3 separate regions of the Homo sapiens genome follow, and all the other regions are linked to region 2. The links are chromatin contacts, found by Hi-C or POLR2A ChIA-PET in ENCODE. All regions are on one chromosome and are shown on one strand. The core of a region is the stretch at or near the end of the contact, and the rest is flanking DNA. Distances in the headings are between cores, read along the strand shown. Region 1 holds the start of MRPL18 (mitochondrial ribosomal protein L18). Region 2 holds the start of TMEM181 (transmembrane protein 181). Region 3 has its middle 49 kb from the start of TMEM242.

The links. Hi-C counts contacts between places; a loop is a spot of excess contacts on that map. ChIA-PET counts read pairs that join two places held with the same protein, here RNA polymerase II (POLR2A). Pooled maps may share reads with other maps.
Region 1: a pooled map shows a loop between it and region 2 (9-fold over the local background). The contact joins the promoter of MRPL18 here to the promoter of TMEM181 in region 2. A Hi-C loop is called at or near these places in 2 of 50 pooled maps. POLR2A ChIA-PET finds 5 or more read pairs at or near these places in 2 of 52 experiments (MCF 10A and activated CD4-positive, alpha-beta T cell).
Region 3: a loop to region 2 is called in a map of CD8-positive, alpha-beta T cell, with 8 times the contacts of the local background. The contact joins the enhancer-like site here to the promoter of TMEM181 in region 2. A Hi-C loop is called at or near these places in 2 of 168 maps with a recorded cell type or tissue (CD8-positive, alpha-beta T cell and naive thymus-derived CD4-positive, alpha-beta T cell) and 3 of 50 pooled maps.

The regions. Positions count from the first base shown.
Region 1 is chr6:159,788,824-159,793,071 of GRCh38, forward strand. MRPL18 (mitochondrial ribosomal protein L18) reads left to right here and starts at 1,644. Exons shown (of 4, transcript NM_014161.5): 1 at 1,644-1,816; 2 at 2,117-2,303. The coding sequence starts at 1,765. TCP1 (t-complex 1) reads right to left here and starts at 779. Exons shown (of 12, transcript NM_030752.3): 1 at 582-779. The coding sequence starts at 645. RefSeq lists enhancers at 1-641, 642-1,305, 1,562-1,741, 1,772-1,831.
Region 2 is chr6:158,558,013-158,562,344 of GRCh38, forward strand. It overlaps TMEM181 (transmembrane protein 181), which reads left to right and starts at 2,079. Exons shown (of 17, transcript NM_001376852.1): 1 at 2,079-2,220. The coding sequence starts at 2,213. RefSeq lists a silencer at 1,770-2,689 and enhancers at 3,109-3,610, 3,611-4,110.
Region 3 is chr6:157,271,996-157,276,499 of GRCh38, forward strand. No RefSeq gene overlaps it. Among named protein-coding and RNA genes, the nearest start is that of TMEM242, 49 kb to the right of the region's middle. RefSeq lists enhancers at 1,302-2,134, 2,135-2,966 and silencers at 1,761-1,920, 2,351-2,440, 2,641-3,200. Within about 2 kb of position 2,561, at least 32 of the 41 ENCODE cell types and tissues checked have a DNase peak (open chromatin) inside an H3K27ac peak, as active enhancers do; they include CD8-positive, alpha-beta T cell, where a contact is called at or near this core.

The sequences.
Region 1 (4,248 bases), core at 394-2,893, 1.2 Mb after region 2:
CTGCTAAGTTAGCGCTGCCGTCTCCTGGGGTCAATGCACTCGAGTGGCGTTTCCTGGGCTAACTCTACTGTAAGAAGCTGTCAACCCGGATACGGCTGGACGCCGGACGCCCGACCTCGACTGCAGCTGCGGGCGGACAGGGCACCGGGCTCATCCGAGGGCGCGCGGATGGACCTACTCTTTTTCTGGTAAATGGTCCTAAAATAAAACCTGGCGTTTAACATGGACACTCAGGGGGTCGCCCTGAAACAAAAGGGGGTGCGAGGCGTGGCCCGCACGTGCGAGCCCGGGAGGCCCGCTTTCCCGCGGAGGGCGCGTTTCCAACGCCGCCCCGGACACCACATCCACGCGTTGCCGGTCTCAAAACCCTGCCGCGCGCGGCGGGGCTCCTCCTCGCTGTGGGAAAAGTGGGGCCACAGCGCCCTGCCCCAGAGAACGGCGGGTGGGCTGGGTCCGGCTGCGGGGCCCCGAGGCCCTTTCTGCGGAGGTAAAGGAGAGAAACGAGGGCAGCCGGGGTCCGGTCGCGGTGGGACTCGGCCCTCCCCGGCCGCAAACCCGACCCAGGCCCGGCCCGCCCTTACCGTTTTGGGAGCGGATCGTTTCCCCAGTGCTGCGGTCACCGAACACGGACAAAGGCCCCTCCATCTTGACGGCAGCGATACACGTCGAATTCTGCTTACACCGCGGGCAACCAGTATCGCGGCCCCTCGGCCGACCGGCGACCACAGCAGTGGCTGCGACGGCGTGGAGCGTACCCGAGCGATGTCCCAGGAGCTACTGGGTAACACACCACCCCACCCGCTTCCCGGCTGCCCCGGCCCGGCCGCGGGGCACGGCGGGAAGGAAAAAGAGGCAGGGACAACAGGGAGAGAAACAGGACTGTGACGGAAGTGAGGCTCCGGGGAAGGGGCGGGGTCGGCATTTTTGTCCAATTAGATAGCCGATGGGAAGGGCGCGAAAGCGGAGAACGGAAGTCGGATGTTGGACCGCTGGGAAGAGGTTGAACCTTCGCCTCAAACGATGTTGCGCAGACGCAGTGGGCCATTCTAGTGCCTTCTAGAAAAGGTTGTAAGAAGGGTGGAGCTTGGAGCTGGGGTGTAACTGGAGGGGCGGGCCCTTCTCCAAGTTAGAGTTGGGGTTCTGAGCGAGTCGTGCGTTTTAGGTTTAGTGTCTTTTCCTTGTCCCTGCTCGGGGAGCGTGAGGCAGATCGGCCGGCTTTGCTCCAGGCCTCAGGAGTGTAAGTTTAAGGGCGCGAACCTGGGTGGGACGGGGCAGTTTTTCCAGCGGGCCATACGGGAAAATTTTTGGTTCGAGGAAGACAACCACCCTTTTTAAGGAGAAAACTGCATCTTGCCCTGCCTTATTCCTACGCGGTGCCCAGGTGGGGTGTGTGTGGACCAGTCGATGACCGCCCAAGCTCTCCGAGTAGAAAACCCAAACATGGTTTTGTGGGGTGTGTGCCTTTGACCCCGGACTTAAGCAACAAGCGTGGTCTTGGGCGTAGCTACGAGGTGGTTGGTGGGCTCCAGGGCCTGCGTGCCCCTCGACGTGAGCGATGATTGGCGATGAAGGATAACAGATCGCCTTCTCGGCCACTCAGTGGCAGGGGACTTGCTACTTCCGGGTCGGTGGCGTCTGGCGTGGAGAGTTTGGGGATCTACAGCAGCCAAAGGCTTGTCCCTGACTTTATATGGCTGCTCCTGGCGAGCGACTGAGTCGTCCGTGAGGAAAAAGAGGCGAGGCTTTTCCGAGATCGTCTCAGCGATGGCGCTTCGGTCGCGGTTTTGGGGGTTGTTCTCGGTTTGCAGGAACCCTGGTAATTAGTCTTGCCCCCCTTCTCCCAGCTCACTCGCCTGGGCTTGCACAGTACATTGGAACGTGCGGGTTCTATTTTGTATTCGACGTGCCGGATCGAAATAGAGCTCGCGGCACTGCGAAGACCACAGTAGGAAGTTAAGGACGGGGTCAGTGCTGACTCCACCCTGTGGGCATACGTATTTTTCGTCCCCTCGGGCCTAAAGATTGGGGGTGTAAAAGCGGATAGACGTTAGAGCGGGTTCGTGCGCTGTCCATATCCGTCATTTTTAAGCCCTGTGCGGTTTTTCCCGTTGCCCAGGGTGCAGGTTCGCAGCCCTGTCAACCAGCTCCGAGCCGGCAGCGAAACCTGAAGTGGACCCTGTGGAAAATGAAGCTGTCGCCCCAGAATTCACCAACCGGAACCCCCGGAACCTGGAGCTTTTATCTGTAGCCAGGAAAGAGCGGGGCTGGCGGACGGTGTTTCCCTCCCGTGAGTTCTGGCACAGGTAATTAAATCTGCTTGTGATTGACAAGGGCAGTGCACCCTACAGACTATTTTCATTCATTCAACTCCAGGCACTCTCCCAGGTAGCTGCCATGCGGCGGGTAGAGGCAGGGTTCGCGGAGGGGCTGGAACAAACAACAAATAGGTGTGATGGGGGCTATTTAAAGAGGATGTTACAGTAGCGGACAGGATACCTGCCTGTCTGAGGTGACATTTAAGAAGGTGAGATCTGAAAGAGGAAGAAGCCTAGTCATCTGCCAGAAAGAGCAGTCCTAGCAAAGGAAACTGCTGGGGTGAGGAACTGAAGGGCTTGTGGATCTGAAGCTCAATGGGCAGAGGATGAATGGCCCAAGATGAACATGGAGGGGTAAGGAGGCGACAGATGATTAGCTTTGTAAGTCAAGATGAGCACTTTAGACTTTCTTTTCATTATAGTGGGAAACTACGAGAGGATTTAAAGCTTGAGCCCGAATTGGTTTTTCAAGATCATTCTGGCTGGGCGCATTGTCTCATGCCTGTAATCCCAGCACTTTAGGGAGCCAGCCGAAGAAGCCGGATCATCTGAGGTCAGGAGTTTGAGACCAACCTGGCCAACATGGTGAAACCCCGTCTCTACTAAAAATATAAAAATTAGAGGGGCGTGGTGGTGCACGCCTGTAATCCCAGCTACTCCAGTGGCTGAGGCACGAGAATCACTTGAACCCAGGAGGCGGAGGTTGCAGTGAGCTGAGCGCCTGGGCGACAGAGCAAAATTCTGTCTCAAAAAAAAAAAAATCATTTTAGCTGCTTTTTGGAAGATTAAATTTTTGAGGGAGCAGGACTTGAAGAAAGACCAGTTAGGAGTCTAGTATGACTTGAGATACTTTGTTATAAAGGTGGTTGTTTAATGAACACTTACATTTGCCAGGAATTATGCTACTTGCTTTATATGTTTTTTCTCATTTAATCCTTAAAATTACATCATGAAGCAGTTATAATTTCCCCCATTTTACAGGATCAAAGAAATTGAGGTTTAGGGAGACATGATTAGTAAGTGCCAGAGCTAAGATTTACATATGTTTTAACTGACCTCAGAGCCAGGACGCTAGGTTATTACCACTATACTACAGCATGTAAGTGTTTATCAGGTTTATCTGCTGCTTATCTGCTTGGTGAGGATTTTTTAGAATTTCTTAAGGACTTCTTAAGTACTATGTAAAGTTGTAAGAGTAAATTGGAAATCATTACTGTGTGATGTATTATTTATTTATTGAACAAGCATCATACCTGTATCACTTGCTAGGCATTGCGTTAGAGGCAGGAGTTACAAAGATAAAGTAGATGTTATCCCTGTCATCAAAAGTCTTAAGTTTCATAGTGGAAAGTGGAATGGGGATAATGATGTGTTACAGTTGCTGTAATACATTTTTACTCATAGAGGAGGGAGTCCAAGAAAGGGAGTAGGCAGTTCACTTTTTAAATAATCTGGATCTTAAGGCTAAAAATCTTTTGAAACACCCAACCTATTACTTTCTTTTTTCTTTGTTTTTGAGACAGGGTCTGGGTCTGTTGCCCAGGCTAGAATGCAGTGGTATGATATCTGCTTACTGCATCCTTGACTTCCCTGGGCTCCAGCAATCTTCCCACCTCAGCCTCCTGAGTGGCTGGGACTAGAGGCGCATGCCATTACTCCCAGCTAATTTGTTTTGTTTTGTTTGAGACAAGCTCTGGCTCTATCACCCAGGCTGGAGTGCAGTGGTACAGTATCAGCTGGCTGCAACCTCTGCCTCCCAGGCTCAAACGATTCTCCCATCTCAGCTTCCTGAGCATCTGGGACTGCAGGCACACACTACCATGGCCGGCTAATTTTTTTCTTTTTCTTTTTTTTTTTTTCTGGTATTTTTTGTAGAGATGGGGTTTTGCTGCTGCCCAGGCTGGTCTCGAGCTCTTGAGCTCGAGAGATCTGC
Region 2 (4,332 bases), core at 829-3,328:
GTTCACATCCTTGAAGGAGTGTTGGGAGAGGGCTCATGCTGACCTGGGTGACGCTGGACAGCAAATCCAGGGAGATCTGACAGGAAGGAATTGCCAGGAGGTAGTTTGGAGTCAAATGCACACAGTGAGGGCCAGGGGTCCTCGGGGTGGTGACAGTTTCCTCTCGCTGGAGATGCCTCAGGAGAGACCAGGCAGCTGGCACAGAGCAGGGATTTCCACATCATCTCATGCTGCTCTGGGCTGGAGGTAGATACTGGCTGCCTCTAGGCAAATGTGGCCAGCAAATGTGCTTTGTTTAGTCCCTCCCAGGGTTTAAGATATTTTTTCGAATTAGTTTCCAACATTTTAGAATCAGAAGTGTCGAAAGACAAAATGACAGCAAATTTAAAGATCCTAAGTAGCTTTTCTTCATGATTCTAGAATCGGGCAGCCCTCAGAACCAACAGGTTCAAAGGACTTTGGGGCTGCAACGTGGTTAGACAACATTTATGGACAGAAAGTGGAACTGAGGCGCAGAGACAGCTTAACTGGTTACAGGTTTATGTTCTAGCTTATTTGAATCAGCTAACCACCTGCCAATGACAGAAGCTCACTGGCTGTGATTGGCTGAGACTCAGCTGTTTGTTACAAAAGCATCCTCCTCAATTAGGGTGTCTTCTCTTTTATGTTAACTATGCCAGGCTGCAGCTCCTTATGTAAGGACTCAAGTAGGGAGGCATCCTCAGGCCTAAACATTTAACAGAAGGTGTTGCATGAAAACGCATGTTTGGGCTGGTTGCGGTGGCTCACGTCTGTAATTTAACAGGCTCCGGGGTTGGGGACCCCTGCTCTAGCTCATAGAACTCCCTCCGACTCACCCCTTCCCGCGCCCCACGTCCCTGTGAACAGTCTGTCCCTGCAGGTACCCAGTTTCTGTTCTCCGGTCTTGTTGCTATGAAGAACCCTTTCCCTCTGCTTATGTATGAAAAGAACTTAAGAAATAATCTTTTGTTATTCCTTGAAGAGTTGCGGTTTAGGATTCAGAGCACTAATGAGATTTTGTGTAACTATTCCTTGGTGTCCTGGCTTAGGGTGTGCTTTGCTTGGTATCTCCCCCTTTTAACCCCCCTCTTCCTAATATCCACCTCACCCTCCAGATTCAGCCCAAACTCTGCATTCTGTCCCCTACCTTCTCCACTCCCCCAAGGCGAGTTAGGCACCCTTCCTCACTGTAGCACCCTGAGCTAAGGCTACCTAACTTACTGTTGGTAATTTTCTTTGCCTGTAATTTCACTGAGGGCAGGAACTGTTCCTTATTCATGTCCACACTTTTCTGCCAATAGTAAGCCTGTTTACAGTTTAGTGAATGAATGAGGATACATTGCAAAGGAAGCTTGGAAGTCCTTTATTTAACTCATGCAGACCGACTTTAAACCCACAGCACACGGGAACACGGGACATTTTGAGTAATGCTCCAAAGAGAATCTCAGAAATAGCCAAACCTTGGTTCTCATCCATTCTTGATTACAGAAATGGGGAACACTGAGCCAAGATGCGAAATCAGGAAAGTGCTTTTGGTCCACTGGTCTAGCTGCAGTCTAGAAGCGGCTTGCGGGAGAAGCTACCAGAAAGAGCCCGGAAGGTTCCTGTCATCATTCGGGGTGGCAGAAGTTTGTCCTGGCTTTTAACCTTTTTTGGGGTCACAAGACCCTTAGGGAATGAATATACAGCTATAGCTCCTCTCCCTAGAAAAATGCAGACACCCATAGTGTTTTCCAGACAACTGCAGGGCATTCGTGGACTCCCGAGGCCCATCCTTACGCCCCGACACTCGGGAAGTAGGAGTGAATGAATGCGCTGTTTACCTGCCCTAGGGACAAGAGGTAAACTAAGTCATTCATTCACTCATTCCTTCTGTCTTGAGCCCCAGCTCAGGGCTAGCCTGGGTGCTCCCGGCCGTGGGGCTCCGCCCCGGCACGGGGCCACGAAGGAGGGCCACCCCCCTCGCCGCGCGCCCGCGGCCCCGCTTCCACCGCGCCGCGCCCTCTTCCGCCGTGAGAGTCGCTTCCGCGCACGTGATCTCGGCGTCGCGCTCTGATGAGTTTTCCGCGGCCGGCCGCTGCTCAGCCGCTGTCGCTCCGGCTCCGGCTGCGGCTGCCGCTGCCGAGGCTGCTGCGCGGCGCCTGGCGGGCTCGGGACGCGCGGGCCGGGGCCGAGGGCTCTGGGCGCCGAGATGGAGCCGTGAGTCCCCGGCCGAGCGGGCGGGCTGGCTGGCTCTCCGGACACTCCGGCCGAAAGTTGGGGATCCCTGGCTCCCGGCGCCGTGCCGCAGGGTCCCTGGCGCCCACGTGGAACTGGGGGCAGGGAAAAGGGCGCTGAAGGGGGCTTCGCGGGCGGGTCAGGCGGAGGTGTTTGCGCGGGGCGAGAGTAGACCGGGGCCGGGGCTCCCTCCTGCCTGCCCGCCCGGCCGCGGTTAGAGACCGGGATGCGGTCGGGGTTCCGGGACGGGGCTGCGAGCCACAGCGCTCACCGGGGGGCCGAGAGAACCGGGGGCGCTGCGGCCCTTCCCCGGCGTAGGGTGGCCGCCCGCACGGAGTCCCGCCGCCTCCCGGGCAGCCTCTCCTGCCGGAAAGGCCCCGCCCCGTCGTCCCCTCGGTATCGAGAGCGCCCCGCGCTGCCCTGCGGTCTCGCCCAGCGCCGGGTGCGAGGCTCTCAGAGGCGATTGGTGACGTGGGCACCGGGGAGCCTGCCGCAACAGCCCCTTTGGACTCGGGGTGTCGAGTTATATGAGTTTTATGCGTTTTACGATCTGCTGACTTTGGGCTTTTTTTTTTTTCTTTACCTCTTTGAAGTCCAGGGTTTTTAATGAGGAAAAACCTGTTTGGGGTCTCGTGGACGCCATCCCTAAAGCTTGCTTTTGACCCAGCAGTCGCCTAGGTGTCCCCCTGGGCGCATCTGGAAAAGAAGGAGACGGAGTTAACCAGAGGGTTAGCGCCGCGTGGAGTTGCAGAAAGTCCGGGAGAAGGAGTGGCCCATATGTGCAGCCGCGCCTGGCGCAGGAGGCTTCCAGGGCCGGCTCCCTGCACTGAAGGCAGCCTCCGAGGGGCCTGGGCGCGCTTCTTGGCTTATATGCGGTTTTTGAGGCAGAAGGGTTTTGCTTTGGATCTTTGCTGATTTCTCTGGCTGTGGACGTGGTCAGAGAAGTGACACCCAGGCCTGTTGCCTCAGCGCAAGTGCCTGTGACAGAGAGATCTGTTTTTCCTTCTGCTTCCTTAGAAGTTTCTGACTTTGGTATGTTGCTTTAGCACCTCTTGGGAAACTGGAATGGCATCAAATATCAGACCTATGTGGATGTTTTAAAGATTTTAAAAGCCAAGTGGAGGTAGGTTAGCAGTATTGCCTCTGCACAACTCCAGAGGGCAAGATTCTTGTGCGGCCTATGTAAATAATACTGCTTGGAACGGTGTCTTGTGGAACTGTGGCCTTGTAGCAGAGTGACAGCTGCGTGTTACAGGAGTTCTCTCACGCGCTGCCCCTTGGAGCTGCATAGGTGGGCTGGGTGTGCTTTTTCAGTAGGAGAGAGGCCGGGGACGTGAGGTGGTGAGGGCCTTGGCCAGGACAGGGATCTGGGTCTTCTGCCAGGGTCCTGCGCTGTTACAGGACAGGGAACTAGACCAAAGAAAGCAGTTGACCAAGGAAAGGTCCCGAGGAGGACAAGCAAAACGCAGCTTGAATTTTGTGCGAGTTTGAGGCCTCCCCCTGCAGCTGTAAGCGCTTTGTGCCTCAGGCTCTGTGGAGCACTAAGAGGGTTAGGGAAGACGGAGGGGGATGAGGGTATCTGGAAATCAGCCCACCACCATCGGCCAGCATTCCAGGCACCTACCTGGAAACTGAGAAGAGTTTGGTAGCAGATAAAATCCTCCTAAAAAACAAGCCTGAAAATCCGAAGTGCGTCCTGGACTTAGGTGACTGAGTGTTCTCTGTCCTTGTCTGGTGTGCCTGAGAGCCCAGAGGTGAGAAAGGTGAGAAAGAAGAGAAGTCCAGGGAAAGAATGGGAGAGAACAGAGCCGCTTGGAGGAGCAGGGGCAGCTCCACCACTCTGCTTACGGTGTGTAGGGGACCGTCCCCCTGCAGACCCTGGCCTTATGACCTCTGACTCTCATTCGGCCCAGCCTGCTCTTTAAAAATGTAGGAGAGATTGCCATCAAAACTCATCAGCAAAAAAGGTTAGCAGTTCTTAACAGTTTTACCTTGAACTCTCCTGCAGTCTCCATTCCTTCTCTGATGATGCTAGGGACGGGAGAGGTGCTAGGAGTCTGAGGACGGTGTGGGGCGTCTCATTTGCTAACCTGA
Region 3 (4,504 bases), core at 1,311-3,810, 1.3 Mb before region 2:
TGAGGTAGCAGCCCCCCGCAGACCCAGTCACCTCCCTTGGCCTCTTGGTGCCTGAAATGCTGCCTTCTGATATGCTGTTCATCTGAAGACCTTTCCATGTTCCAGAGTTTCTGCTGAAAATGCAAATATCCCTGGGAGATGTGGTGCCTTACGCCCTCTAGCCTGGGGAAGCAGCTGGCCCTGGCCACCCGCACAGAGCCGGGATGTTTGGGCTCACTCTTCCTGCCTTGTGTGGCCCCTGCATATATTTTTAGCTGATTTTTCAACTTTGCAAACATCCAGGGAGGAAAGAGCAGCCAGAAAACACAGTTCTCAATATTCAGATGGAAAGAAAACTCATTTGTAGCTAATCCTAATGGTTCTCAATTCAAAAAATATGGGCTGGTACCAAGAAGATATTCAAAGATCTCACCATTTCTTGAAGCTGAGTCTTCCCTGGCCTCCATCACATATCCATGACAGTGATAGGGGGTGTGACAGGCACCAGGATTTTTAAAACTCCCCAGATGACTCTGATGGGCAGCCATGCTTGAGAACCCGTGGCCTGGTCCGCTGTTAGGGCGAGAGAAACCCAGGGCTGGTGTTCCCCTCCTCCACCTGCTCGCTGTGTGGTCATAGGTCAGTTCCCCGCAGTCTGAGTGCCCAGCGCTGTCACCTGGGAAATAGGAGGGGCAACTTCCTTCCCAGGGTAGATGTATCAGAGATAATGTGTGTGAGAGTGCCCGAGGCATGGAGTTGGTGGGGGGGGGGGGCTGGCCAAAGAGAGATGTCATTATTTGTGATTTTACTGAGGAAGAAACTGAGGCACTGAAGCTGTGCATAAACCTTGGTCTGGCTCCCTGAAAACGAGACAGTTGGAGTGGAAAATGTCAAAGGTTCCTTTGAGCTCTAGCAATGTGGAGTTCTGCAGTCAGAGGGTTGAAATGCTGGGACATCTTGAATTGTTTTGAAAGGAAAGACTCATAAACGAGGCACATAGAGCCTTAGGAAACAACCTGAATCCATGCACAGTGAAACAAAACGAAACAGAGCCTCAGCTACTGAATTCATCTCCTCCCCTGACGCCCCGTTGCCCAGGGCCTCTCATTTCCACAGACTGCAGTTGCAACCTCTTGGCCCTTCTTGGTCGCCAGTCGTTTCAGGTCCTGGGCTAATGGACGTGGCCTGGGAGTGATCAGCCAGGGCCATTACCCCTTGGACGGTGCTGTAGGCAGACCTAGGCTTCGGGACTCCTGGGCTCCTGGACCCCTGGAAGAGTGTCGAGAAACATCTGGACAGGATTTCTCAATCTGGGCACTACCGACATTTTCAGCAGTGAATTCTTTTTTCGTGGGGACCTGTGCTGTGCATGGCAGAATGCTTAGCAGCATCCTGGCCTCTACCCACGAGGTGCCAGTAGCACCCTCTTAGTGTCTCTAGGCAATACCAGAGACGTCCCCTGGGGGAAGAGAGGCAAAACTCCACCCACCAACCCCCTCCCCCCAGCCTCTCATTGAGAACTGCTGATCTGGAGGCACCCTAGTTGTCCGGAGGCGGAGGGAGGAATGGGGCTCCTTGGGGTCAATATGAATTTGTTTTGTATTCCTTGTATTTAAATCCACACAAGAAAGAGCCACTCTACAAAGGGCAGAGTTGTTTCAACTGCAGATGGACTCTTCCGGGACTAGAGGAAAGGATGGGATTTTCTTCTTCGAGGTGCTCTTTAAAAGGACACCCTGAAGCCCGGCAGCTGCAGCCAGGGATGAGACCTCACCAACCAAGGCGACGTAGGTAACAGGGCCCATGGGCCCCCAGGAGGCTCACAGGGAGGGCCCTCCCCTGGCCAGGCCTCGGGTGGGCTGGGTTTGCCGGCTATGCCCCGCCCACACTCGCCCTCCCAGCGGGCCCAGCTCCTATACCCTGCTGGGTGCGTCTTCACTGTGGTTCACAGAGAGACGTTCTCACTGCCTTGCTCTGTGGAAAAGCAGATTGCCGAGGTGGATGGGAGGGATCCCTATTTTGGAAAAATAACATATCACCGTACACACACCCACACGCAGAGGGGAAAATGTGGCAGCAGACACCAAAATATTCCTATAGTTATTGATGGAAGCTGGGATTTCAGGTGCCTTTTTTGCTTATGTTTTCTCATTTTTTGACCTTGAACATGTAGTTACTTATAACAAGAAAAAGTCATTCGAGAAAGTAAAGAAAGTAGACAGAAAATGGCACCTTAAAACCCAAACCGCCAGAAACACCACTTAGATCTCAAAAAGGCACTAGGAAAAGCCCACTTCTGGTTTTTGGGTTTTGGCAGCCACCATGCAGAGGGCGGCCCCTGGGTGCTGAGAGTTCCGGGGTCGGGAGTGGGATACAGGTGGGTAAATGAGGGGCTCCGAGAGGGTGCAGCTGCGGGCGCTGAGGACTGAACTCTCCTGGGAGCACGCGCGGGGGACAGGGAACGGCGGCCACGCCCGGGGACCGACGCTGCAGCCGGGAGGAGGCTCAGTCTCTGCGCCTGGGGGCGTCCAGGGAGATGCCAGGTGGGCGCGGCCAGACGCGGGACCTGGGGACCACGGCACCCGCAGCCACGCCTTCAGGACGCGTGGGCGGGACGGGCTCCGTGGGCTTCTGATGAGGACGGTCGGGGAGATGTCGCCTGCGCGTTTCCGGGAGCCTCCAGTGGCCCCGGTTCCAGGGGACCAGACAGAAAACAAAAGAGCAAAAGGCAGCCAAGGCCTCCAGCTAGGGGTCATCCCCGCAGCCCCGGTCCCGGACGGGGCGGGAGGCCGCTGTGGGGACGCGCCGCCGGGCCTCGCTGTCAGGTCGCCCGCGCCCCGCTCCGCCCGCCCCGTACAGGCGGCGACAGCCCCGCCTAGGCCCGCGCCTCGGCCGCCCTCTGCTGGGCGAAGCGAGCACCACGGCCGAGCGGCGGCCCCGGGAGCGCCGCGGGGACTGCAGAGCGCGGGGAAGCGGCGGCAGCGGAGGCTCGGCCTGGAAGGCAGGGGCCTTGGGGGCGTCCGGGGAGAGGGCCGGGGACATCTGTCCAGCGTGGGCCGTGCGCGGTGCCGAGCGCGCGGGGAGGGCCGAGGAGCTAGACGCGGACCCAGCTCCTCTAGGAGCCGGGAGGGATGGGAGGGACGGAGGGTAAACGGGCAGTGCCGGCCGAAGCCCGGTGGGACTCGGCGGCAGACAGACAGGCGGCTTCCGAGGGAGGACCCGGGGCCGGGCGCGGGCGGCGGGAGGCGAGGCCCTGGAGGCCTGGCGCTTCTCTGCACCGCGAAGACCCGGAGGCTTCAAGCAACAGACGCGGTTCTGGAGGCCGGAAGTCCAGAGTCAAGGTCCCCGAAGGCTGGGGGAGAGAATCTGTTCCATGCCTTTCTCTTGGCCTCTGGGGTACAGGGTCCTCAGTGTTCGGGGCTTGTCTCCCGTCACTCCAGTCTCTGCCTCTGTGGCCACATGGCCCTGTGTCCCTGTGTCTGTCTTTTCTCCTTTTACAAGGACAACAGTGGTCTTGGAGTAGAGCCCACTCTCATCAAATTTAGCTTCATTTTGGACGGGCGCTGTGGCTCACGCCTGCAATCCCAACACTTTGGGAGGCCAAGAAGGGCGAATCACCTGAGGTCAGGAGTTCGAGACCAGCCTGGCCAACATGGTGAAACCCCATCTCTACCCAAAATGCAAAAATTAGCCAGGGGTGGTGGCGGGCGCTTGTAATCCCAGCTACTCAGGAGGCTGAGACAGGAGAATCGCTTGAACCTGGGAGGCGGAGGTTTCAGTGAGCCGAGATCGCGCCACTGCACTCCTGCCTGAGCGACCAAGTGAGACTCCGTTTAAAACAAAACAAAACAAAAAAAACCTCCTGTAATCCCGGCACTTTGGGAGTCCAAGGCAGGCGGATCACCTGAGGTCAGGAGTTTGTGACTAGCCTAGCCAACATGATGAAACCCCATCTCTACTAAAAGTACGAAAAATTAGGCTGGTGGCGGGTGCCTGTAATCCCAGTCACTCAGGAGGCTGAGACAGGAGAATCGCTTGAACCTAGGAGGCGGAGATTGCAGTGAGCTGAGATCGCGCCACTGTACTCCAGCCTGGGTGATAGAGTGAGACAGCGTCCCCCTCTCAAAATAAATAAATAAAAATAAAATAAATAAAGTGTGTGTGTATACATACATAGCTTCATTTTAACTTGCTGAAAATGGAAAGGCCTGATTTTCAAAGAAGGCTTCAACACTGAAATCTTCAACACCAGGGGTTTGGACTTTAACATACCTTTTGTGGGGACACAGTTCCACATACAGCAGGCCTGTTCCAGGTGGGCGTGCAAAGTCCACAGGGCTTCACTCCCAAGGCAGAGAGAACCTTGAAAGTTGTCATGATCTCACCTCACCGGAGTGGCCCTAGAAGGCAAGAGCCCAGCCCTGAGTCCCAGCAAGGAGGATTCCAAGCACTTCCACTCCCCAGGGAGGGAGGGGGCCTGGGGACTGCTTGGGGTTTTAGATCAACCCATGTATTGTAGGCAACG